Regions from separate parts of the Mus musculus genome. Here all the other regions are linked to region 3. A link is a loop called in an ENCODE intact Hi-C map of the cell type or tissue named here. Cell type or tissue: left cerebral cortex. All regions are shown on one strand.

Region 1 (8,000 bases), 120 kb after region 3:
CAAACCTCACCTAGGTTAAGCTACGAGCCCATGCCCACCTTGGCAGGGTTAAAAGGGACAACCTCTAACCAGGCATACAAGAGATTTTAAAGATGGAGAAGCTGTGCCCCCAAACTCTCAAGGCTGGCTGGCCACAAGAGTGATCTGCAGCCCTGACCCCAAGCTCGGGGCTTCATAGAAACTCAGTGCAGGCGGGATGGAGAGGCAGGCAAAAGTAAAGACTGTGCGCAGCTCCGGCAAGCACTGCTATGGCTGTGACATCTCACCAAGGCAGTCTGCTGAACGCAGAGGTTGCTGGGCCTGGCCTGGTGCAGACGGTGATTCATAGTAAGTAGTGTAGGCAACGTAGAGGTGTATCTTTTTAAAGATTCTTTTCTATTGATGGCACTAGAGATTGCTAGTTTCCCATGAGTAAAAATGATAAAAAAAAAAACATTTTTTAATGACTTGGTGTAAAGGCAAGCATTAAGCAACAGTTCAGGTAGCCAGAAAGCCACACATGTGGCACACACCTCTACAACCTGGCATATTATTACCTTCTAGTCAAATCAGTTCTTGGGAAGCTACCCACTTGCCCTCTTCCAAGGGCAACGCATGACTGGCATTTTTTGAGAAGTTTTCTATGTTGTATTATTCTCTCAGATGCTCGGTCATCATCAAGGCTGGCAAAGCAGTGCTCATCCACAAACACAGCACCTTGGCTCACACAGCACCCTGTCTCACACAGCACCCTGGGCTCACACAGCACCCTGGGCTCAGCTGCAGGGACTTATGCTGGAGGACACATAAACTTGAAGTTGTCTGTTCTAAGGGGTAACAAGTTGCCAAGCTTCCCAACACAGTTACAAAGCCCCCTGGAGTACCTCGCTCTGAGAGGCCTGGGGAGAACTAGACAAGATTAGAGGTTAAAAGGCAGAGCACAAGGACAATTTGTAAGTGGAAATAGCCAAACACTAGGAGCAAATCACATCTCTGGGTTCCAGATTTTTCTCTTACGTTTAAACACGGGGAAATAAGCTGGGTAAAGTGGTGCTCACTTTTAATCCCAACCATCTGGAGGCAGAGGCAGGTAGATCTCTGGGCCAGCCAAGGATACCCAGTAAGATCTTATCTTGAAGCAATACACAAACAAACAAGCAAGGGGAAATTGGAGTTGATAGTTGGTGAGATGGCTCGTGGGTTAAGCGGTTTGCCCCTGAGCCTGACCCCTGACTTTGATAAACGGAGGCTGTGAAGTGGAAGGAGCTACTAGACTGTAACAATTGTCCACCCACCTCCATATGCACACACACTGTCAAGCAGGCATACACACCGTTATTAAACACACACAGAGAAAGAGAGGGGGAAGAGGTGGAGTGAGGCATGTGGGAAGGAACTGGGCTTGCGTTTTCTAAAAACTTTCCAACTTTTGGGTCTCACTGTGTAGCCCTGGCTGGCCTGTCTGTCTAGCTTCTGAGTTTCCACTATCACTCCTTCCTTCCCAAGCAAACCATTCATCAGACACAAGGGGAAACTGAGGCCAAAAGATCAAAGCAGCCTGTCTAACACTCTGTAGTACTAGCGCTGAGCAGAGTAGGAACTCAAGAAACGATGAATGAATGAATGAATGAATGAACGAACGAACTCATGAGGAAGTGAACTCATTGCTTCCTACGTTTTTCTTTAACCCTCATCTTGCTATACACCCCATTCTGGATGTCTCAGATCCCCTTCATCTGAACCCCATAAAATGAAAGGCTCAAAAAATTCATCCTGGGTGGCTTTACGTGCACCAAACCCCCAAGGTCACAGACCAAGTGAAAATCTAACATTCCTAGGATACTTTGACCACACTCCTTCTTGGCAAAGGACGACTCCCCTCCTTCCTGGGCAGATGTGGGCCAGGTGTGAGTAACTGAAAGTGGGAAGGAGTCTGGGATGATAAGACTACCTGCCTCAGGAAAAGCTCATGCTACGCACACCCAGCGAGGTGCCCACCAAGGTCAGGATTGTGGAGAAGCCTCTGGCCCCAGAAGGAAGGGAGGAGAGGAGGCTAGGGCAGGCAGGGCTTTGCCAGAGGCCTCTCACCTCTATCTGCATCCTAACAGCTTCCAACTTGCTGTGAGATTCCTGGAGAACCAGTCTCCCTCTTTTGCCCTCCCCCGCGCTCCCTCCCTCCCCTCCCACCTCCGGCTTCCCCAGACTTGCTCCAAAGCTTTTCTCGGCAGCCAACGAAGCACCTGTCAAAAAAGCTGCTTTCTCTTCGCCAGAATGTCCTTCCTCCAGTAGTTTCCCAGCGACCCGTGGGCTCCCTACCACCCCTCCATGCCAGATCACCCCTCCTCAGCCAAGGGAGTTCCCAGGGAAGATTCGCTTCATCTGGTTTTGGTCTTTGCCTTCACCCTGGCCAGACGTCGCTTTCTAAATGAGCCGGGGACCCTGCTAGAGCTTAAGGTCAAAACTCTGGGCAGGTGCTACAAGGGCCTAAGTCCTCCACCTGGGACTGGCTGCCGGCAGTCTGCTTGGCGTCCGCCCCTCTCTGCAGCTCTTCAGAGCTTTGTACTCCTGTACAGCTCAAGGAGGGGTGAGGATGTAGAGGGGGCAAACTAAGACCTGTTAAGAGACACGCAGAGTCCCCCTGCACACTAAGGGCAGGTGCGGCCCAGGCGCGGTGCCGGGTCCGGGTCGGAGCACTCCGGGTCCTACCTGTCCCGCGGGTCGATCCAGCTGGTGGTGCGGTTCCTGTGATCTATGTAGTAGACCTTGCCGTCGAAGTCGCGCGCCTCCTCCCAGCCCTCCGGCAGGGGCAACTCCGGCCGGGGCATCTTCCCGAGCCTGGCCCGCGCTCCCCCATGCAGCTCGCAGCCGCCACGGGGCTCAGCGGCTCGGGCTGGCCGCTTTGGGTCCAGGCGGCCGCCGAGGCAGCATGATCGGGGAGTGGCGCCCACGGATCGGGGGCCCTAACGGGGGCCGGCCGGGGTGGCGCCTCTGTCCATGCGGCCCTGCGGCCCCAGCCCCACGCCGCCCGCCTCTCACGCTGCCATGTGCGCCCGCCGCGGCGCCCAGCCGGCCCGAGTCCGCGGCCAGCCAGCCAGGAGAGCGGCCCGAGCCGCCGCCTGCCTGCCCCTGCCGCTGCGCGCTGCGCTCCACGCCGCCGCCGCCGCCGCCGCCGCCCGCAGCCTCTGCCGGAGCCCCGCCGCGCGCCCCGAGACTTCTGCCTCCGCCAGGTGTGGCTCCGGCGGTGCAGGTAACTGCGCTGCCCCGGAAACGGGAGGCGGAGCGCCGGGCTCCAGGGTTCCCGGGTCTCCTCCCCGCGCCCAGCGCGGCGAGGGCGGGTCCTAGAGCCCGAGACGCGCCCCCTCGTGGGACAGTCCCAATCGCCGACCACCCCGTTCTGCCCCAGGAGGCTAGGCTCTCTCTACGCCAGAGTGTCCGGGCTCTTGGCGCGTGTGGCCCCAAATCTTGACACACCCTGTTTTCTGTGATTGAGAACCAGGAGTCAGGCAAGAAGTGGTTAAGTGAAAACATTCTTGCAAATCGGCGAACATAAGTTTTCCAGGATCTCTCGTCCCTTCCCCCCCAGCACTCACACCATCTGTCTTCCTCCTATTCAGTTCTCCCCGTGTTGTTTCAACCCTCCTCTCCGTAATTTGCAAATGTAGCTGGCTTTCCTTAGGGTCCCTAAAATTAGGAATGCTATGGATCTGCTTCCTAAGAGGACTTCCAGCGGGTGGCAAGGGAGGAGAAGGAAGGACATATTTTGCCAGTCATAGTGAAGTGCACCTGTCTCTCGGCTACTCAAGAGGCTGAAGAAGGATTACTTAAATCCAAAAGTTCCAGGCTGAGTCAAACTAGCAAACACGGGGGGGGGGAATAAATAAATAAATAAGGAAGGAAGGAAAGGGAGGGGGAGAGGGAGAGAGAGAGAGAGAGAGAGAGAGAGAGAGAGAGAGAGAGAGAGAGAAAGAGAGAGAAGGAAAAGAAAGAAAGAAAGAAAGAAAGAGAGAGAGAGGGAGGAAGGAAGGAAGGAAGGAAGGAAGGAAGGAAGGAAGGAAGGAAGGAAGGAAGGAAGGAAGGAGAAAAGAAAGGAGAAAAGAAAAGGCAAACCCTGAAACAAGAATAAGTAAATGTCTTGAGACATTAGCAATATTGAATTAAGGGGAAAAAGTTCCCTCTTAGGTTTGGTGTTTCCCCCAGTGCAAATGTAACTGTGCCTGAGGCAGGAAACTGGACTGGAAGAACGAAGTCCAGCGCCTTGTCTGAATCAATCCCTTAATGTGGGGAGTAACCAGTTAACTCCCTGTACTGTGTGGGGATCCCCTGTTTGATACACAAGGCGTTTTAGGGTGGGCTCCTCAAATCTAAATGCCCTGAGGACATAGGGGACGGGTGTAGCTCCTCCTCCATCCCATCAATATTATACTTCGAAGCCAGGGATCTCAGATCTCAGGGAGGTCCTCACCACCCACCCAACTGCTGGGGAGTTCTCCCTCCAGACTTCCTGTGATGGGCAAAGCCTTCACAATTATAAGTACTTCTAGTGCCCTCCTTCCCCCGTTCTGTTAGGATCAAACTCCAGGCATGCATCCTCACTGAACCAAACCAGCCAATCTGTTTTGAGTTTTTGCCTGGGAGACCTCGCTCTGCCTGGCCTTATACTATGGTTATCTCCCCTTCCTACCTCTGCCTCCCAAGTGTGAGATCACAAGTGTGAACGAACCATCACTTCCAACACGTGCTGATCTGATACGAGGCTTGCGTTTTCAAGTATGATCTCAGCTAATCTTCACGACAAAGCCCTGGATAGGGTACTGTACTTCTCCTCGTTCTGGAGATGAGGACACTGAACTTCAAGATGGCCAGGGATGGAGCTAAGAAGAGACACAAGCACCCTAGCACCGGTGAAACCAATGGTTGAAGGGTCAACCATTAATGCTTCATTGTATTTAGATCGAGGGTTTGTAATGTTTTTTTAGATTCTTGCTATGCAGTCCAGGGTGGCCTTGAGCTCAGCATCCTCCTGCCTCTCCCTTGAGAAAAATGTGATAATGAAGAGTCCCTCCACCTGGTTGGGAAGAGCAAAATGAAATGAGAAGCAGGGCATCATGGCGCACGCCTTTAATCCCAGCACTTGGGAGGCAGAGGCAGGTGGATTTCTGAGTTCGAAGCCAGCCTGGTCTACAGAGTGAGTTCCAGGACAGCCAGGGGAACACAGAGAAACCCTGTCTCAAAAAATTAAAAAAAAAAAAAAAAAAAAGAAAGAAAGAAATGAGAAAAATAAGGGATTAAGCTATCACCAAGGGGTCCACGTGGAGCACCCTGGCTGATCTGATGACCAGCACACTTTTATAAAGTGTGGCTCAACTGAACTATTTTCTGCTAAAAAACACAGACAACCCATGTCTTTTCCTTCCTGAAAAGTACGCTTGTCTGCTTATGACACATCCAACTAGGGTGTGTGTGTGTGTGTGTGTGTGTGTGTGTGCCTTATTTTCCAAGCTTCCTGGATGAATGTGTTGTATGCCAGATGCCCACCGCTTGGCATTTTCCAGTGGCTTGTTCCTCTATACCTTTAGACCATGCCTTGGAACAGCAATTGGTTCCTTAAAGCTTAGGCCTTAGGATCCCAGGTTATCTCCCAGAAGCTGCAAGCAGGGTGATGTAATCTACAGATGGTGGCCTGCCCCCCTGCAATGCCGGGTGAATCATCTCTAGGCATTCAGAGGCCCAGGGCAAGCACGCCAAAGGTAAAAGCTGCTGAGCCTTATGATAGGTTGAGTTGGTTGTTATTCTGCAGGTGACTGAACCACAGGAATCCAAACTGAGACAGGCAGCCTTCCTGGTCTTCCTTTTAGGAACTATGGATAACTTTGGGGCTGAGCAGAGACTACCAGCCACACCCAGTCTGCATTTGCATTCACTGTTAGGCAGCTCATGGGAGACAACACCACAGGTTGTCATGATCTTTTTTTTTAATTTGTTTTTTTTTAAGATTTATTTATTTATTATATGTAAATACACTGTAGCTGTCTTCAGACACTCCTTACAGATGGTTGTGAGCCACCATGTGGTTGCTGGGATTTGAACTCTGGACCTTCGGAAGAGCAGTCGGGTACTCTTACCCACTGAGCCATCTCACCAGCCCCCCCCCTTTTTAAAGATTTATTTATTTATTATATGTAAGTACACTGTAGCTGTCCTCAGATACTCCAGAAGAGGACATCAGATTTTGTTACAGATGGTTGGGAGCCACCATGTGGTTGCTGGGATTTGAACTCAGGACCTTCGGAAGAGCATTCGCCACTCTTAACCACTGAGCCATCTCGCCAGCAGGTTATCATGATCTTAAAGTCAGTGTTCACTGCAGCAAAAAAGAAAGGCCAGGTTCCGCACATGTCTTAAGAGATGGGGCAGGCTGGTGAGATGGCTCAATGGTTAAGAGCACAGACTGCTCTTCCAAAGGTCCTGAGTTCAAATCCCAGCAACCACATGGTGGTTCACAACCATCCATAAAAAAATCTGATGCTCTCTTCTGGAGTGTCTGAAGACAGCTACAGTGTACTTATATATAATAAATAAGTAAATAAATGAATAAGTAAAGAGATGGGGCAGCATTTCACGGGGAATGAGGAGGGGAAACTGAGTGTGGTGGGGGAAGGGAGAGAAAGAGAGGGAGGCTGGAGAGATGCTCACTGGGTAAGAGCATGTACTACTTTCTAAGAGGACATGGTTTCTGTTCCCAGCACCCACATCTGGCAGCTCCTAACTGCCTGTATCTCTTACACCTCTGGCCTGAAGGTACCAGCAATCACATGTGCATAGACACACAATAAAACCAATAAAGTAAATAGTAGGAGGAATGATGGAGAAACAGAGACAGTGAAAGATAGGGAGAGAAAGCTGGCTATCTCAGAAGTGGTTTCTGGCTGGCATCTGCATGCTTTAAAGGACTGGAGGCTTGGAGAACCTCTCCTGGGTTTTGTCTTCCCACTCCATGACTATACCTCCCTACCTCATACCGTCCGACCCACGGGTCCTGGAGACCACACACTGTTATGTTCGGTGACTGAGCCAATAACATCCCCTCTGTTCAGTCACGTGTTACTTGAGGTTCATAACCGTGCCCTGGAGTTGGTGGTTTCAAGGTTGAGAAAATACATTCAAAGCCAGGCCGGGCAGTGGTGGTGCACACCTTTAACCCCAACACTTAGGAGGCAGAGACAAGTGAGTTCCAGGACAGTCAGGGCTACACAGAGAAAACCTGTCTCAAAAAAACAAAACAAAGCCAGAGAGAAAGTCTGGGTAGAGCAAACTTTGGCAACAGGAGAGTCTAGGCAGAAGACATTTCTTTTTTGTTTTTTTGTTTTTTTTTTGAGGCAGGGTTTCTCTGTGTAGCCCTGGCTGTCCTGGAACTCACTCTGTAGACCAGGCTGGCCTCGAACTCAGAGATCTGCCTGCCTCTGCCTCCCAAGTGCTGGGATTAAAGGCGTGTGCCACCAAGCCTGGCTCAGAAGACATTTCTAATTTACCTCTGGGTCCTCAATGCTTAATACAGTGCTGCAAAACAAGCTGTGCCCAATGAGGCTAGCCCTTGTTCTTACTGATTCCATTCCACAGAACAGAACTGAGTCTTGGAAAGCCAAACGACTAACTCTACTAACAGGGCCCAGGTTCCAAGAGTCGGCTTCCAGTGAGGTTTTGTTTTGTTTTTGGTTTTGCTTGTTTTGTTTTTTTTAAAGACGAGCTCTCATGTAGCCCAGGCTGGCTTCAAACTCACTTTGTGAGGAAGACCCTGAACAGAAGGGTCTTCACCTGATCCCCCTGTCTCCACCTCCTGAATGCTAGGATTACAGGCATGTATCACCACACCTAGCTGTGCCCCTCATTACTACCACCTCCTCCTAGGGCTTCCTGCAAAATGTTCTCTCAACTGAGCTCCATCCCCCACCTCTCCAGTGGGTTCTCACTCGTGGGTTCCCAACAGAGCCAGAGATCTAGAAATGAGAAATGTCAGGGTCACA
Region 2 (8,000 bases), 58 kb after region 3:
TGATGTACAGAGACTCGTCATTTTATATTGATGAGTTTATCTTGATGAGTATATTATAGCCAATAAATATAAATGGGTTAAACTCACTACATGGCAAAGCAATTCCACCAGGATTTGTCACACAACCAAAAAAACAACTTAAGATCAGTTTTCAAACTGAACACCAAGCTCTGTCTGAGAAGAACCAAAAGAAGGAATAGGTTAAGGGCATAATAGAGGTTTAAGGCCATCTGCTATGGCTCAGTGTAAAAGGAAAGACAAGCACTCATCAGTTTCAAAAAACATGAATGGGCATCCTGTACTCTGTTAGCAATATAAAATATAATAGCATAAGAATATAAATTAGAAACAGAGGCATAAAACATTAATAACCTTGACCAATAATTCCTCCCATATTAATTTATCATAAACATAATTTCTAAAATTCAGGCAGTGATATATTTGTATAAAAACATGATAAATAGTAAGCATATATTTGTGCTTCTTGATGTAAGAGTCCTTTATATACTCTGAGTCCCAGGAGGAATTATTGGTCAAGGGTATTAATGTTTTATGCCTCAGTTTCTAATTTATATTTTTTCCTTATCTCTGGCTTACACTGCCAGTTTCTTTTGAAAAAGGCATCTTTTGGAGAGAGAGAGAGAGAGAGAGAGAGAGAGAGAGAGAGAGAGAGAGAGAGAGAGAGAAGGCTTTAGTTTGAAGAAGCTAAACTACATTTGATGGTTAATGTTTTTGGTGTATTGTCCAAATATGTGTGTGTGTGTCTCAAAATGTTTTAGATTTTCTCCTACTTCATTCTCCTTACCCTCCCCCCACCCCCTCCCCCCCTGCAATTGATCTTGAGTTTCTGGTCTCAGGTGGTTGCTCATTCCAACCTCTCTAATGCCGGAACCCTCACATCTCAGGATTGTAGCTAAGATGAAGTATAGTATCCTTTGCTGAGACCAGACATATTATGCTATCACAGCAGGCTTGGTTTTCCCTGTGTTTTCTTTTAGGTGTTTTATAATTTTAGCTTTTATGTTTAGGGTTGTGGCCCGTTGTTTTTAATGTTTTCCCATATGGTGTGAGGTAGGGATAGAGGAAAAGAGTCCCCTCCTCTACCACTTTTCCATATGGAAAGCAATTGTACCAACAACACTATTCTATGGGGAACCAGGCACTCAGAAGGTCCCTTGTTGGAATCATGTTAAATGTTGCTGATTTTGAACTAGTCATTCTGTAAAGTGGCCCCCTAGAGCCTAGCCCCACAGCTGCCATGGTTGTTCCTCACAATATATAGTGTCCTACCCGAGTAGGCACTTCAAGATCATCCTGGCTAATTTTTTCAGTTCCTGTTCTTACTGAAGTTATCCATGTTGTCGGTCTGTATCAAGTTATGAAGAAGTTGAACAGTTAAGCATACTACAAAGTGTACGACCAAAAATATCCTTCCCTGGCTTTTATTCTCCCCACAAAAAGGCAGCCACCTCGACAGTATCTTAGTTTATTGTAGACAACCACTTCACTCCATCTTAAGCTCCAGATCTCATCCTATACACACACTCTCCATGCAAGGTATACAACTACTACACTCAGCAACTTTGCATCTTCTCTCCTACCCCTTGTGCTGGGATCACAGGCCTGTGCCAACATACCCATCCCTCCTGTTTCTTATACACACCACACACTAGCTTTTCACAAAGTTAGCAACACAGTATTTTCTGACAGTGTGACACAACATGAAGAGTAGCTTTAAAAAAAAAAACAAAAACAGTTGAACATCTGGGAAACATTCAACATTGTTACTATGCAAAGAACTACAAATTAAAACTAGCCAAGTAATAGACTAAGCTTATGAAAAAATTAACTAAAAATAAAAAATGAGACCCTGGAACTGGATTTGACCTGAATGTCCTCTCCTTGAAGACTAGCTTTATTGTACCAGTAGGTACATACAAGCTTCCAAAGCAAGGAGGCAGCCAGCAGTCTTACCCAGCATGGCATGATAACCCTAAGGGGGCAGTAGTGGCACAATGCCTTGGTGGTAACTAACTGCTCTCTAATTGGATTTAAGATCCGACCAACAAGAGGGTAACCACTCAGTGCTAATGAAGTCTTGGTTATGGAAGGAGAATCTACAGCCACTAATTTACTAAATTAGCATAATCCTTGACAACAATGTATAAACATTTATCCTTATACCCACTGACAAGTGTAGTCTCCTTATCAAGAAAACTTCTCTTTGCAACAGGAGACCACTACAGAAAATTAAAACCAATCAAAATGCAGAGTTGTAGAGCCCAGTTCCAAATGGATCTGCTTGTTAGTTTTATGTCAGACAACTAGAATTGTCTGAGAAGAGGGAACCTCAACTGAGACATTGCTTCCATAGATTAACCTGTAGGAACGTCTGTGGGGCTAGTGGTGTGGAAGGGCCTAGCCCACTGTAAGTGGTACCATCCCTAGGCAGGTGGTTCTGGGTTGGATAAGAAATTCACTGAACAAGCCATGGGGAACAAGCCAGTTAACAGTATTCCTTCAGATCTCTGCTTCAGTTCCTGCCTCCAGATTCCTGCCTTGAGCTCCTTCCCTGATATCCTTTCACAATGGACTTGTAGGCTGTAAGCTGAAATATCCTCTGACCTACATGTTGCTTTTGGTCAGGGTATTTGTTCCAACAACAAAAACCAAACTAAGACAGATTTAGTGAAGAATTTTGCCCAAGAACAGAATATATGCGTAAGACCGCTCCGGGTTCATAGCTCTGAATGATTAAAGCTGCAATGTTCACCTTGCATTTGTCTCAATATAGCCATCTCCAGATACAGCATCTTCCAGCCAACAATACTACTTCCAAACCAAAGGTAAAGCCTGTGAGCTGGTTAAACCACCAGATAACATCTTCCCGCTTGGTCTCATCTTATTACCCTCAGCATGTGCACACGTACACACACACACATACACACACACACACACACACACACACACACACACACAGACACAGGCACCCCACTTCTGCCATCATCCCCTGGAGAATTAGCTCCGCCACAGCCTGCTGGTCCCCCCTCCCTTCTGTTTCTCCAGCAACTCCCAGAAGCACGTTAAAATCCCACTCCTGCCATGAGACTTTAATGAGGGGGATGCTCTCAGCAATTTGAAAACAGGGTAGGGCTGATTAGGGCTCCGGTCCATCAGCATTTAACCCAGCATCTGATGCAGCCCTCCAAGCATTGACCTCATTCCCCATACACACTCAATTAGGCATATTTACTTCTCATTAGCTGGTAAGCAATCATGAGTGCTAATAAAATCCTTTCCTATCCTCAACAATGACATTAACGCCATTAGCTGTCTCTCAGATACCCTTCCATGTTTTGTTGCCAACACAGTCCGCTCATTCATCTACTTATTCATGCATCCACCCACATAGGCCCTTCTCTACTTAGCAAGGGTTAAGTGCACAACTACTGTGTATCTCCTCGGGAAAGGCTTAGAACTGGATAGAATTAGACACAGCAGCTTCCCCAGAAGACAGTGATAGCAGGTAGAGGAAAATTAGAAGGGGAAGTGGAAGAACAGAAGTACAACTCCATCCTTCGGCATCAGTTCAAATCCCAGGTCAGCCACATTTTCTCCTTTCCCCCTTGTTGAGATGGGCCCAAAGCTACACTGGAAACGTCACTGTTTTCCAGATTGGCCTCAGATTCATAACTTTCATTCTCAGCCTCTTGGGGTTGGGATTACAGGTGTGCACTACCATGCTCAGCTTCAGCCAGGTTTTATCTCTGAGTATTGAGCAGCCAATCGATACCTCTAAAACTCAGTAAGATGAAGATAATCAGCCACAGGGGCTGAGTACGACACTGCCTACTGAGACTCTATTGCAGCACACAGCAAGAGTGTACACTCAGGATGCAGAGGGGAGTTAGGAGTTGGTGGCCTATTATCAGCCTTCAGACTGTGCCAGACTAATCCCATTCCCTTTCGTCTTCCTCTTGCCTGCAAGGATAACAACCATCTTACGGTTCTAAAGACTTAGCATTAAGATGGGGAAAGTCTGCCCCTCTGCATCTCTCTTCAGCTAGGCAACTCTTCCCTGTTCTCCTCCACTTCTCCCACCACAACACACTTCTGTCTTTCACAGTTCCCCCGTCACGGTCCCAGAAGGCGAGAGCAATAGTGGAGATATTCATCTTAGATTGATTACTATGGTCACACATAGGAAATGAAAGTCGGCTGGCTCACATGTTAATCTACTAAGGACTTACATACATCTACATAAGATGCTAGGAGTATCTAGCAAGCTAGAAGCTTGCTAGGGCTTCAGATACTCTTATGAGCAGCTATTTTTTTAATGGGAAAAGAAGCCATTCATAAACATATGCAAAAATATGTATGTAGGCACACGTACAAACACACGATTGGCAATATTACAGAAACGATATGCTGACTTTATAAAGGAGAAACTGTCAGCCTCTAAAACTGAGGAGCAGGCTAGAGCTGAGAGAAGTTTCAGATTCTATTAAAAAAAACCTTCTGAACTGTTGTTTTCACAAGAGCATACATTATCTATCTATATCCGCGCAGACATCTCTAAGTCTACATTAAACAAAACACAATCTGCCTTCAAGGCTCGGCTGGTGCGTCTGTGGAGGTGGGCTCGAGAAGGGAAGGGGACAGACGTGGGGACGGGGCCTGGGGAGGGGCAGGGAGGCAGAGAACTTACTGGTATTGTGGTCTATGAAGTAATCTCCGACCTGTGGGTCGTATGCTTCTTCCCATCCCAGCGGTAACTCATCACTGATGCAGTCAGCGAAGGTGAGTGGTTTGGTGTACCTGGCAAGGAAGACGAGAGACAGAGACACAGTCCGTTAGCCTGCATTTCCCAACACTGCTGCGATGTGCTATTTTCCGAACTCCCCATTCCTGCAGATCCAGACATTCTGTGCCTTGATTGTCTGGGAAGGGGAAGCTGTTCTACAGTAGCATCAGGGTAAGGATATGGGGGGAGGTCTCTACATTCTAGTCCAAATATTTTACCTCTAACGTGGCAGTGACTTCGGCAAGTCATCTTTCTGTCTGGACCTTGGGTTTCTGCATCTCCAGGTGAGAGTTTGCACAGCAGCTCTAAGGCCAAGTCTTGGCTCTGTGACTCAGATTCCAGCCCCTTCTGGCTTTTCCACCTGTAGCTGGCTGGCCCGCCCCGCTCTGGTCTTTGTCCTGGCTCTGTCTTTTATTTGTCATGCCCACTTGCCCTTTGAAAAGCTGGCCTCCCGTGAGCTCTAGAGCAACAGACGCTCCAGCCCCAGCAGTCTGGGCCAGCAAGCCGCATTTATTTGCTGATTGAGTTGGATCTCAAATGCCTGCACCCACTGCTGGCTCTCCTCAGCCGGGCTGCTCAAACTGATCATTTGGCAATAATAACTCTCGGAGGCCCCATCTCGTAGGGTGTGAACTGGTAGGGTGTGAACTGGTGGTCATCACCCAAGCCTTAGTGGCAAAATCAGACAGATAAACAAATCACGTAACTGAAGCAGCCAAGGCGTGTCAAGGCTGGAAAACTGCACCACACACCATTTGTCCAGGGGTTCAGCGAGAGAACCGGGAGCCAGGAAACTAACACATGGCATCAGTGGCTTCCCGAGACAGCCACTTCCAGGTGTCCCCAGTGCTGCCTCTGTCTAGAATAATCACATGTTTTCACGCCCATGTGGGGGTCAGAGGACAACTTTTGGTTATCAGTTCTAGCCCAAGATAGGGTTTCTCTTGTTCTGTTACTGTGTGACTCCCACCATGCAGCAGGAATTGCAACTTTGTACCACTGCTGGGCTTTAGAAAGGGAATTTAGGCCAGCAGGCTACACAGCTGCCATATTTATCTCCCTGGCCTTAAAATACTCATTCTAATATTCCCGAGTTTCTGTCTGCTCTTTCCTCATTCCAGTCAGTTCTGGAAGCCCAAGAGACTGTTTTGCCTTCTTTCCACAGATTAGCAAGCTGAGGTACAATGGAACAGGAAGGGTGATGCTTTGACCATCTCTTCCTTAACCTGGATGATTGCTCTCTTCTTAGACTCTTTGCTGTAGGCCTATGTGTTAGAAGCTTGGCTCCTGGCTGAGTGCTATAGGAAATGATGGAGCCCTTAGGCAGTGAGATCACTGGAGGTGTGCTTCCTGAAAAGGAGAGAGTGGTACCCCAGCCTTTTCTTCTCATCTCTTGCCATCTGGCTATGAAGTGAACAGCTTTGCTCTGTCACATACTCCTGTCAAGATCTGTCGTCGCCTCAATACAAGCTCAAGGCAAGACAGTCATTTATAGACTGAAGCCTCTAAAATGGCTTTTCTCTCTGCAAGCTCGTCGTTGTAGGCATTAGATAGAGAGATGGGAAGTTGATGACATCTAAACCAAACGTAAAGCTACATAGGGACAAGGAGACACAGTGACACTGAAAAAGCCACTGGCACACCAGACCCAGACGTGTTCACCCGCCTGCTTCATACTCAGGGTTTCAGAGACTGTGACCTGTAGCCACCAATTGGCTTTGGTTAATAATTCATTCCTGCATTGTGGGAGACTGTGGTTCCATGTGACTGGGGCCAGGGGTATGTTTTTATAGGCAACAAACTAAGAACTATAATCAAATAAGGATCCAATACGCATTGTTCTTTGGTTGTGTAAGTTGGGCAAGAACTTAATCTCCCAGAGCCTCAGAAAATTTCATCTGTGAAGTGGGGACTAATGTAACTCTTCAGGTTGCTGGGTAGGTTAAATACGGTCATGTCTGAAGTTAAAATATGTAGCAGGAATCATATCTGAAGTTAAAATATGTAGCAGGAAAGCTGGGGGTGGGGTGGGGGGGGTGAGGCGGCATGGCACGGCAGTTAATGTGTTTACAAGATCATCAGAGTTTAGCTCCCCAGAACCCACAAAATGCAAGGTGAGAGTGTGGCAGCCCACTTGTAACTTCAGCCTTGGAAGGCAGAGACTAGGAGTTCCTGGAGCAAGGTGGTTAGTGACACTGTCCATCCTGGGATGCTCTCTCTGCATCTGGCTGACAGTCTCTCTCAAAGAGTAAGTTAGATGAGTGACCAACGAAGATCCCTGATATCAGTCAACCTTGGGCCTGTGTACCTATGTGTGCCTGTATGTACGAAACACACAAGGGGAAACTGGGGCTAAGAAGGCTACAATAGTCTTTCGTTTGTTCATTTTATTTTATCTTTTGTTTGTTTTGAGACAGGGTTTACTACGTAACCCAGGCTGGCCTCAAACTCCTGGTATGTCTGTCTCCAGCCTCCTGAGGGCTAGGGTCACAGGTTCACAACAGTATGCCTGGTTAAAAGCCTATAATGTTCTCAAGAGAGCTGGAAAGGAAAAGGAAACTGGGCAAGAGGGGAAGGGAAGGGGGGGAGGAGTGGGGAGAAACAGATTTGAGTTACAATGTTGTCTGAGGCTAGGGCTATAACTCAGTAGGCAATACTCACCTGGCATGCTCAAAGTCCCCAGTCCATTCCCCCAGCATCACATACAACTGTGTACGGGGTACACACCTGCAATCCATGAAGTTGGGGGCGGGTGCTGAAGCTCACGGTCAGCCTTGGCTACACTGCAAACTGGAAGCTAGCCTAGGCTACACGAGACTGAACTTACAAAAAAAGAATCTAGGCAGGTATGGGAGCACATGCGTTTAATCTCAGCACTCAGGAGAGGCAGAAGAGGCAGGGGCAGAAAGGGGCAGAGTCAGAAGCAGAGACTGAGGCCAAGCTCTGTAGGTTTGAGGCCAACCTGGTCTCCATAGCAAGATCCAAGACAGCCAGGACTACATAGTAGGAACCTAACTTAAAACAAAGTAAAACAAAGAAAAAAACTAGATACGAGAATTTTAACATAGTTCCAATTTTACGTTAAACTAAATTTGTGGTAACAGTTATAAAGTAAGCATAATTAAGTATTGAACAACGTTTTTATCTAGGCCTACAAAGCATGCTATGAAAGCCATGTTCCCTCTCTGGGTAGTAG
Region 3 (8,000 bases):
TCAGTTTTTACACCAATTGTCCCCCAAGTCTCAGAGCCCTCTCTTGGTCTACTTGGCAACTCCCACTTCTATTATTTCGCTTTTGGCCATAGTCATAGATGAACTTCTTGGGCTCTCATAATGCTGGCCCCAGCAGCTCCTGTAAACCATAGCGGAACTCAGGTCCTAGTGTGCGTACTTAAGTACCAGCTACATCCAAGACCTCCTAGCCCCCAGAGTAATGCTCCTAGCCAGTACTCTGATATTTTTCTGGAATTAAGGAGGCAACTAGCAAAACTCCTTTTGGCAATAGGTCTATGATAAAGCATGGTATCGCAAATTTATAATCCCAGCACTCAGGAAACTGAGTTCAAGGCAGCCTGAGCTACACAGTGAGATCCTGTCAAAACAAACAAACAAACAAACAAACACCAACCAACCAGTCAACCAGCCAACCAACCAACCAACCAACCAACCAACCATCATGTTCTCTATTGACTACATATAGCAGCTACTGGCAATAGACACAAGCACAGCCCAGAAACTTAGCAGGAACAGCACATGTTGAGTGTGATTATAGCGCCCTCTGGTGGGAGATCCCAGTGTAGAGGAGTCAGAAAAAGTACTTGTTTTGTTCCCGAGGGCACTGACAATACAGATCTCGGCTCCAGGAGATCTCAAGGCTGGTGTTACCCTGTGCATTTTATAGATAATGAAATGGAGGCTGGATGGGAATGAAGCTAGCTACCCAAGTCTACTTAGGGGCATAGTTGGGCTCCGAACTAAGACTGCAAGGCTTGAGATCTGAGAAACGGGGACTCCACAGAGGACAGAAGGAAAGGTAGGGGCGCATCAGCCCCTTCTAGTGCACCGCTGTCTCCAAATCAGGCACAGGGACTGCCACTTCTGAGCACAGTGCCCACGTGGAGAGCTGTCCCCTGAGGTCAAGAGCCTTTTCTGACAGCCCAGACACAGAGGAAAGATCATCTTCTCTGACTGCCTCTTTTTACCTTTAATGCTGGGCACTCCTCTGCCTCGGGAGAGACCTTTTCAGTGAAGACATCTTCCTCTCCCTCCTCTTCCTCCTCAGCGACTGCCTCATTCTCGCTGGCCTCTTCCTCGTACGTCCTGTGGTGACATAATGCTATGGTTATTTTCCCCAGACACCATTTAGCCTCTATTTCCCTGCGCAGAAGTGCATCCAGGCAGGGTCTCTAAGACTTATGATTGTAAGGGTATTTAAGGGTATTTATCAAAAGAACCTTCAATATGCGGCTGGCTGGAGCTTAGTATCAAAGCATTTTCCTAGCATGTCTGATGTGCCAGGTACTATCTCTAGGGCCCAAACAAAAAAACCGATTCTATTATTAATTTGTGTATGTGTGTGTGTGTGTGTGTGTGTGTGTGTGCATGTATGTGTGCATTCTTGTCTGAATGCGTGCATCTGAGTGCAAGTGCCCATAGAAGCCAGAAGGGGGTGCTAAGATATGGAACATTTCATATGAGAAAAGTGCCCTTCTATCTACCCTAGCCACCTAGCCTCCCTTGTGTTCCCTGGTGGCCCCCGGTGGGCTTTCTGGTATTACAGATTGAATTAGATGTTTCTTGAGTTTCCTATAAGAAGACTCAGACAACTCATGCTCAAGTGTCCTCGGCTTTTGCTAGTGTGTTGTGAAGTTCCTCTAGGCCCTACAACCATCAGCAGCCCGTTTCCTTTTTATTACTGCATAATATTCCACTGGATGTGGGGTGCTTAGCACCTCATCAATCTCTGAATACCAAACTGAGGCCATCTCTCACATACCGTGACCACTGTGGCCATCTCTCACATACCGTGACCACTGCGGCCATCTCTCACATACCGTGACCACTGCGGCCATCTCTCACATACCGTGACCACTGCGGCCATCTCTTACATACTGTGACCACTGCGGCCATCTCTCACATATCGTGACCAAAGTTCTATGGACACCTGCAGACAAGTGTTTGGTAGGGAGCCAGGTTGTCATTTCTGTTAGATATTGCATTGTTGGTTAAGGTGGCCACAGTGAAACACCCGAGAGCTGTGTTGCCTACAGTTCCAGAGGCTGATACCCAAGATCAAGGCTACACAGATTGTACGGCTTCTCCTGAGGTCCCTTTCTTTGGTTTGCAGAGGAAGGCTCCTTCCCACTGTCTTCACTTGGTATTTTCTGTGATCATGAGTGCCTGGTGACTCCTCGCGTGTTTTTATAAAGATACCCATCAGGTGGATAAGGTTCGTTCTACCTTTTGTTTGTTTCCTTTTGCCTTATTTTCCAAGACAGGGTTTCTCTGTTCTGGACTTACTCTGTGGTCCAGGCTGGCCTTGAACTCAGAGATCTGCCGGCCTTTGCTGGGATCAGAGGTGTGCACCTGACCTGATTACTTATTTCTTTATGGCTATCCTGGGATTGAGGTCAGGACCCTAGGCACGCTGAGGCCAACTTCCTACCACGGAGCTCTATCCCAGCCAACAGAATCTCCTATCATTTCTGTTCTGACGCTTCAGTTCTGTGGCCCAAACCGGACTAACCTTTGGTTGAGGTAAGATAAGAATAAAAATTAAATTTCTCATTCATACAGCTAAGTGTTCAGTATCATTTGCTGAACAGCCTGTACTCTGGTGACATATCCTGTCCCCGGTCCCCTGGTCTCCAGGGCTGGAAGGAACTGTGAGACTAATAGGCTGCATATATTGGATGGTAATTGACATCTTGACTTCTCAAAGATGTCCATGGCTGCCAAGCCCTGGCCTGTGTGAAGCAGCATCACCATACTGAGCCACTAGAATCCCAGCCAAAGCAGAATGTGACACACAGTCTACCGTGAGGTGCACTGTGGGGAAACACAGCCTCTCCCGGAGGCTTCCCCAGTGGGGACAGTCAACCTCTGTTCGATGGAAACTCCTCCCCACTAAGGAGGGAACTTCTGACAAGGAGATCTTTGCTCTCCTGTCTCCTCGGTAGCCTCGATAGCCTTAGACACTCAGATCCACAAGGTAACCAACATCGAGAGCAGCCTGCAGGAGCCACTCACTCACCAGCCCTTCCTGGCTGCTTGAGAAAGTCAACAGTGCTGAGGGGGAAGTGTGGTCACCTCACAGGTACATGAGCTGACAGCCTCACCCAGTGTCACAGGCTGCTAACAGGGAGCAGCTAGGTGGCTTAGCCCAACTGAACACTTGACTGATAGGCTAGTCTCTGCTATTTTACTGTGAATCTGATTGAAATGTTCCAGGAACATGGGGGGGGGGGAGTGCGGGGGGGGGGGGGGGAGGGCGAGGGGGGAAGACTGAGCTCAATCTCAACAGTGCAGAGAAACAACACACACAGCATCTTTCACCCACTGCAGTGGCAAACCAAGCAACAAACGAAAAACGCCAGCTGACATTTCTCCAAGTACAGTGAGATTGTGAGCAAGCGATGCTCGATTCGTAGGCAAGTTAGTGGCATTATCTGTCAAGCCAGGAACACTGGCTTCATTCAGGCGGTGCTGGAGGTCGAACCCTGGACTTCTGTACTAGGCAAACACTCTGCTACTGAGCTGGATCCCCAGCCCCAAATGTACATAGTCTAGGTTAGCACAGTAGTTCAGTTAAATGCTGGAAAGTGCATGTTCCTGTCTAATAATTCCTACCAGAGAATGTGACATATGTATTAAGAGGTGACATGCTCGGGCTCAGGGACACAGCAGGGACACGTGTGAGCACTGCCTCAGACAGACACACATCTGGGCCTTTACTCTCCCAAGGTTTGAGACAATGTATGTTTTCCTGTGATTTCTTTCTGGTTAATTATCGTGTGTGTGTGTACACATGTATGTGAGTGAGGGTCTGGGCATGCTACAGAACACTTGTGGGAGACAGAGGGTAATTCCCAGGAATTGATTCTCTTGCTCTATCTACCGTGTGGATTCTGGGGATTGAACTCAGGTCACCAAGCTTGGCAGCAAGCGCCTTTTCACACTGAGCCACCCCACTGCCTCTTCTACGGTTTCTAATACTACAAGTATTGTTTTGCCTGTGACTGTTTAAAAGAAACAAATGCAGTTTTCTACTTGTCTGTGGCGATATACACCTGATCTCAGAGAGCTGGAGGCCAGCACTGCCACAGAACAGGCCAAGGGAGAGCTATGCTCCTCTGAAGGCTTGCGATGAAGGGGTTAAAAAGAGAGGGGGCGAGGGTAGCAGAGATGCACTGGGCCTTAATACTGCAAGTGCCCTAGTGCCGAGGGGTGATCTCGGGAGACCTCCACTGGACTCCAGAGCGGAGCAGGTGCACCGAAGCCAATGATCGCCCCAGGATCAAAAGCCACCTCCAGGCCCCGGAAAGGGAGCTTGCAGATGGACCCACCCCACCACAGAAGCTCTGGGAGGCCTGGCCCTCTTTGTAAGCTGGCATCTGGGAAGTGTGAATGGCAGGGGGTGGGGAGAGAGGGGGCCACGAGGGGAGCAAGAACAGAAGGTGGTTGCTAGGAGACAGCTTGAAAAGTCTCAGCATTAGCTTGGAATTCAGGAGAAAGCACTGATCTTGTGCCAGGGTGTGGGGAGAGGGGACCTGGGCTGATTCTGGCATCAGACCTTAGGTTGGGTGACTGTCAGCATAGGGGTTGCCAGGGATAGAAAGAGTGAGAGGGACACTGTGACCAACCCAGAAACAAAAGAATACAAGATTCCAGTGGCCTGGTATGCTCTTCATCACAGGGAGAGATGGCAAAAGAGTGTGTATGTCAGCAACTCTCACCAGTGGGCCCAGTCCAGCCTGCTGCTTTCTCTCCTGGGCAGTTGAAGCTGTGAATTGCTTTTATAGTTATTTTTAGGTGATGCCAGCGTTTCAGAGTATCCCAGGCTAGCCTTGAACTCATTATGTGGCCAAGGATAACCTTGAAATTTGATCCCCCTTCCTTCACCTCCAGAGCGCATGCACTGGAATTACAGGCTATGTGGCATCGCACCGAGTTCATGGAGTGCTGGGGAATTGAACCCAGGACTTTGTGCATGCTAGGCAAGTATCTATCAACTCACCCACACTCCCCAGCCCATTTTTAAAGCACCTCAATAGAAAGGGCAACGATTATTGAGGCATGAACAAGTACTAAGAAATGTCAGCTCCAGCATCCATAGATGGGACTGTTGATAGAACACAGGCTTGGCTGCTAGTTACTCATGGTCCTTTCATACGCTGCTTTCATACGGTAGAGGTAACTTGAGAGACATAGCGGAAGCTGTGTAGCCACAGCAGATGGTATTTACCATCTGGTCCTGTCCCGGAAACATACGGTGGCCCCTGGAGTTAAAGATTGTAGGGGGAGGCTCCTTCCAAGATCAATTACAGAATTCAGGACTCCAACAATGATAACACAGAAAAGAGGTACTGAGTGTGTCTTCTAGGTGTTGACTGCACTAGAACGTCTGCTCAGCCCCTGTTCATTGCAGCCAAGGTATCCACTAGCAAGCATGGTCTGTGTACACTGAACGCTAGTCAGCCATGATAGCTGACACGTGACCGGTGACAACAGATAAGGACCTGGAGGACCTTAGGCTAAGGGAAAGAAGCCAGGTGCAGAAAGACAAACGCTGCCCCTATCTTTTATGTATGGAATCAAAAAAGTTGACCTCACAGATAAGGAGGGAGAATGGTAGTTGCAAGAGAAGAGAGGTGACATGGTGAGCACCACGTGACTCAGACAGGAAAGTTCTGCCATGCAATTGCACTGTCTGGCTGTGTATAAGAATGATTAAAAGAAACTGGGCATAGTGTAGGCAGGGGTTAGAGGATTATCCAGAAATCTGGTCTGCAGAGTGACTGCCAGGCTAACCAGGGCTCCATAGTCAGGTGCTATCTCAAAAACAGAATAAAAGCTGGAAGAACAAAGTGACCATGACATACTGCAGCTACTAAATTATGAAGCTGTCTCCTGCATGTGTACAATAATTACTTGCCGATTACTTGTGTGTGGGGGTGTTCAAGACAGGGTTTCTCTGTGTAGACCAAGCTGGCCTCAAACTCAGAGATCCGCCTGCCTCTGCCTCCCAAGTGCTGGAATTAAAGGTGTGTGTCACTATCACCCTACTACATGTAGATTTTTAAAAGTATACCTGGATGTGGTGGCACATGCCTTTAATTCCAGCAGTGGGGAGGCTGAAGCAGGTGGCTCTCAGGGCGGGGTTTGGGGTGGGTGGGGGGTGGAGTTCAAGGCCAGTTTGGTATATAGACATAGTGAGTTCCAGGACAGCAGGGACTTTAAAGTGAGACCCTGTCTCAAATGACAACAGACAAATAAAAAACCCTTTACAAAGTCAGCACTGAGACCCTAGCAGAGGTCTTGGCTGCTGCTGCGTGTGGTGCCATCTTGCTGTCCTTGTGAAAGAGTTCGGCAGCATTGAGCCTCATGGTATGGAACACTGTATCACACAGTGGGGCCCGTCTTCTCTATGGAGTAGGTCTTCAGCAAAGCTCGATGCCCCCCGCCCCCAACCCCTGCTTTTCTTTTTAAATATAAGGAGGGGCCAAGCCTTGAAGCTGTTGGTTTTCTCCAGCTCCCCTCTGAGGTGGAGCTAGCTCCTCTGCCTCCGATCCATTCCTGCCTCTTTGCTTCAGTGGCAGAGACTTGATTTTCACATCTAAGCAACAGTGATCATTTCTCCATCTCCCTCACAGTGGAGTGGACAAGGGGAGCCAAGGAGAAACACGTGGAAGGTGCTCTATGTGCCTTGCAGAAGAACTGGGCTGTGAGATACACAAGCATATCCATCTTTAATCTTTCCTGGTGGATGACTGCCTCATGGCAGGGCATACAACGGTCATCTTGTCCTTATAAAGCAGCTTCAATAATGAGGTCTCATGGTGAAGACAGCAAGCATGGGCAGTGGCTGTGGGGTGGGGTGGGGAGGACAAAGCCTGGGTTCCCAGCATCATTGAGGACTGGAAGATTAAATTATTTCCTCCTATTCTTAAGTAACAAAGAAACTCCAACAACTTCCCCCTCTTCCTCTCCTTCTGGCGGTGGGAATTGAACAGAGGTGTGGGGAGTATTCTGCCAGTGAGCTTCATTCCCAACCCAGAATCTTCCCTTTTCTCTTATTCCTTCCATCTATTCCTAGCAAGCAAGTACAATTCTTACTGCACAATTTACGGCAAATGATTTAAATTTAAAATCTATAGTAGAGCTTACATTTTTCTTTTTTTTTCTTTTTTTTTTTAAGATTTATTTATTTATTATATGTAAGTACACTGTAGCTGTCTTCAGACATTCCAGAAGAGGGAGTCAGATCTTATTACAGATGGTTGTGAGCCACCATGTGGTTGCTGGGATTTGAACTCTGGACCTTCGAAAGAGCAGTCGGGTGCTCTTACCCACTGAGCCATCTCACCAGCCCCCATTTTTCTTTTTTGTGTGTCATCTAGATTGGCCTTGAACTCACAGCAATCTTTCTGTATACGTCTCTCAAGTGCTGGGATTGCAGATGTGAGCCTCTGTGACTGTTTTTGCTTTTTGTTTTTGTCGGCTTTAAGCACAAATAAATGTCGGCATACCAAAACAAACAAAAACATCAGGAGGGAGCAAGGCACAGGGGACTCACGGAACACAAACCGGGGAAGGGTTTTAGGTGCCACTGTGCTAAGCTAGCGACTGCAAGCGCAGGTCTTTGATGCTCTCAGGGGAACCTGCCCATGACCTACATGTGGGACCTCTGTGTCTAGCCCCAGGGGATGTGCCACTTACCAGCTGCCCTCCAGCGTCTGGGAGCTGCTTCTTCCCTCCTGCCTCTTCTCTAGCTCCACGGCTGTCTGTTCTAGCAAGGCAGACACAGCGTCCTACAGAGACAGAGTCCGCCAGGTCGGCAGGGATCCTGGGTGCTACCATACCTACCAGGCATCCCAGCCAAGTCACCCTCCTAGAGAACACAGGGAGCATCCCAAAGGCTGGTGCAGCCAAACATCTGGCCTCTGGTCACTCAGCACAGGAAGTATTGTTTTGGTCTCATCAGGCAGTCCGCA

What was found. A loop is a pair of places that touch in the nucleus more often than their neighbours do. Peaks named below come from ENCODE experiments on the same cell type or tissue, not always from the same donor. Only the 100,000 strongest peaks of a DNase experiment are listed, where the experiment ranks them.
Region 1: it touches region 3 in a loop (2.5-fold over the local background); 4 of 42 quality-filtered maps call a loop at or near these places.
Region 2: a loop joins it to region 3, with 2.1 times the contacts of the local background. A loop is called at or near these places in 2 of 42 quality-filtered maps.

The regions. Positions count from the first base shown.
Region 1 is chr11:35,977,286-35,985,285 of GRCm38, forward strand. It overlaps Wwc1 (WW, C2 and coiled-coil domain containing 1), which reads right to left and starts at 3,242. Exons shown (of 23, transcript NM_170779.2): 1 at 2,686-3,242. The coding sequence starts at 2,804. In left cerebral cortex, a CTCF peak has its summit at 3,339; DNase peaks (open chromatin) are centred at 278, 765, 1,260, 2,215 and 2 more places; H3K4me3 peaks cover 2,787 bases; H3K27ac peaks cover 2,199 bases.
Region 2 is chr11:35,910,468-35,918,467 of GRCm38, forward strand. It overlaps Wwc1 (WW, C2 and coiled-coil domain containing 1), which reads right to left. Exons shown (of 23, transcript NM_170779.2): 2 at 4,709-4,818. Among named protein-coding and RNA genes, the nearest start is that of Wwc1, 66 kb to the right of the region's middle. In left cerebral cortex, no CTCF peak of the experiment used is centred here; DNase peaks (open chromatin) are centred at 4,640, 5,420 and 6,175.
Region 3 is chr11:35,852,371-35,860,370 of GRCm38, forward strand. Wwc1 (WW, C2 and coiled-coil domain containing 1) reads right to left here. Exons shown (of 23, transcript NM_170779.2): 17 at 7,726-7,817; 18 at 990-1,107. Among named protein-coding and RNA genes, the nearest start is that of Rars, 22 kb to the left of the region's middle. In left cerebral cortex, a CTCF peak has its summit at 567 (motif pointing left); DNase peaks (open chromatin) are centred at 573, 4,498, 5,205 and 7,798; H3K27ac peaks cover 782 bases.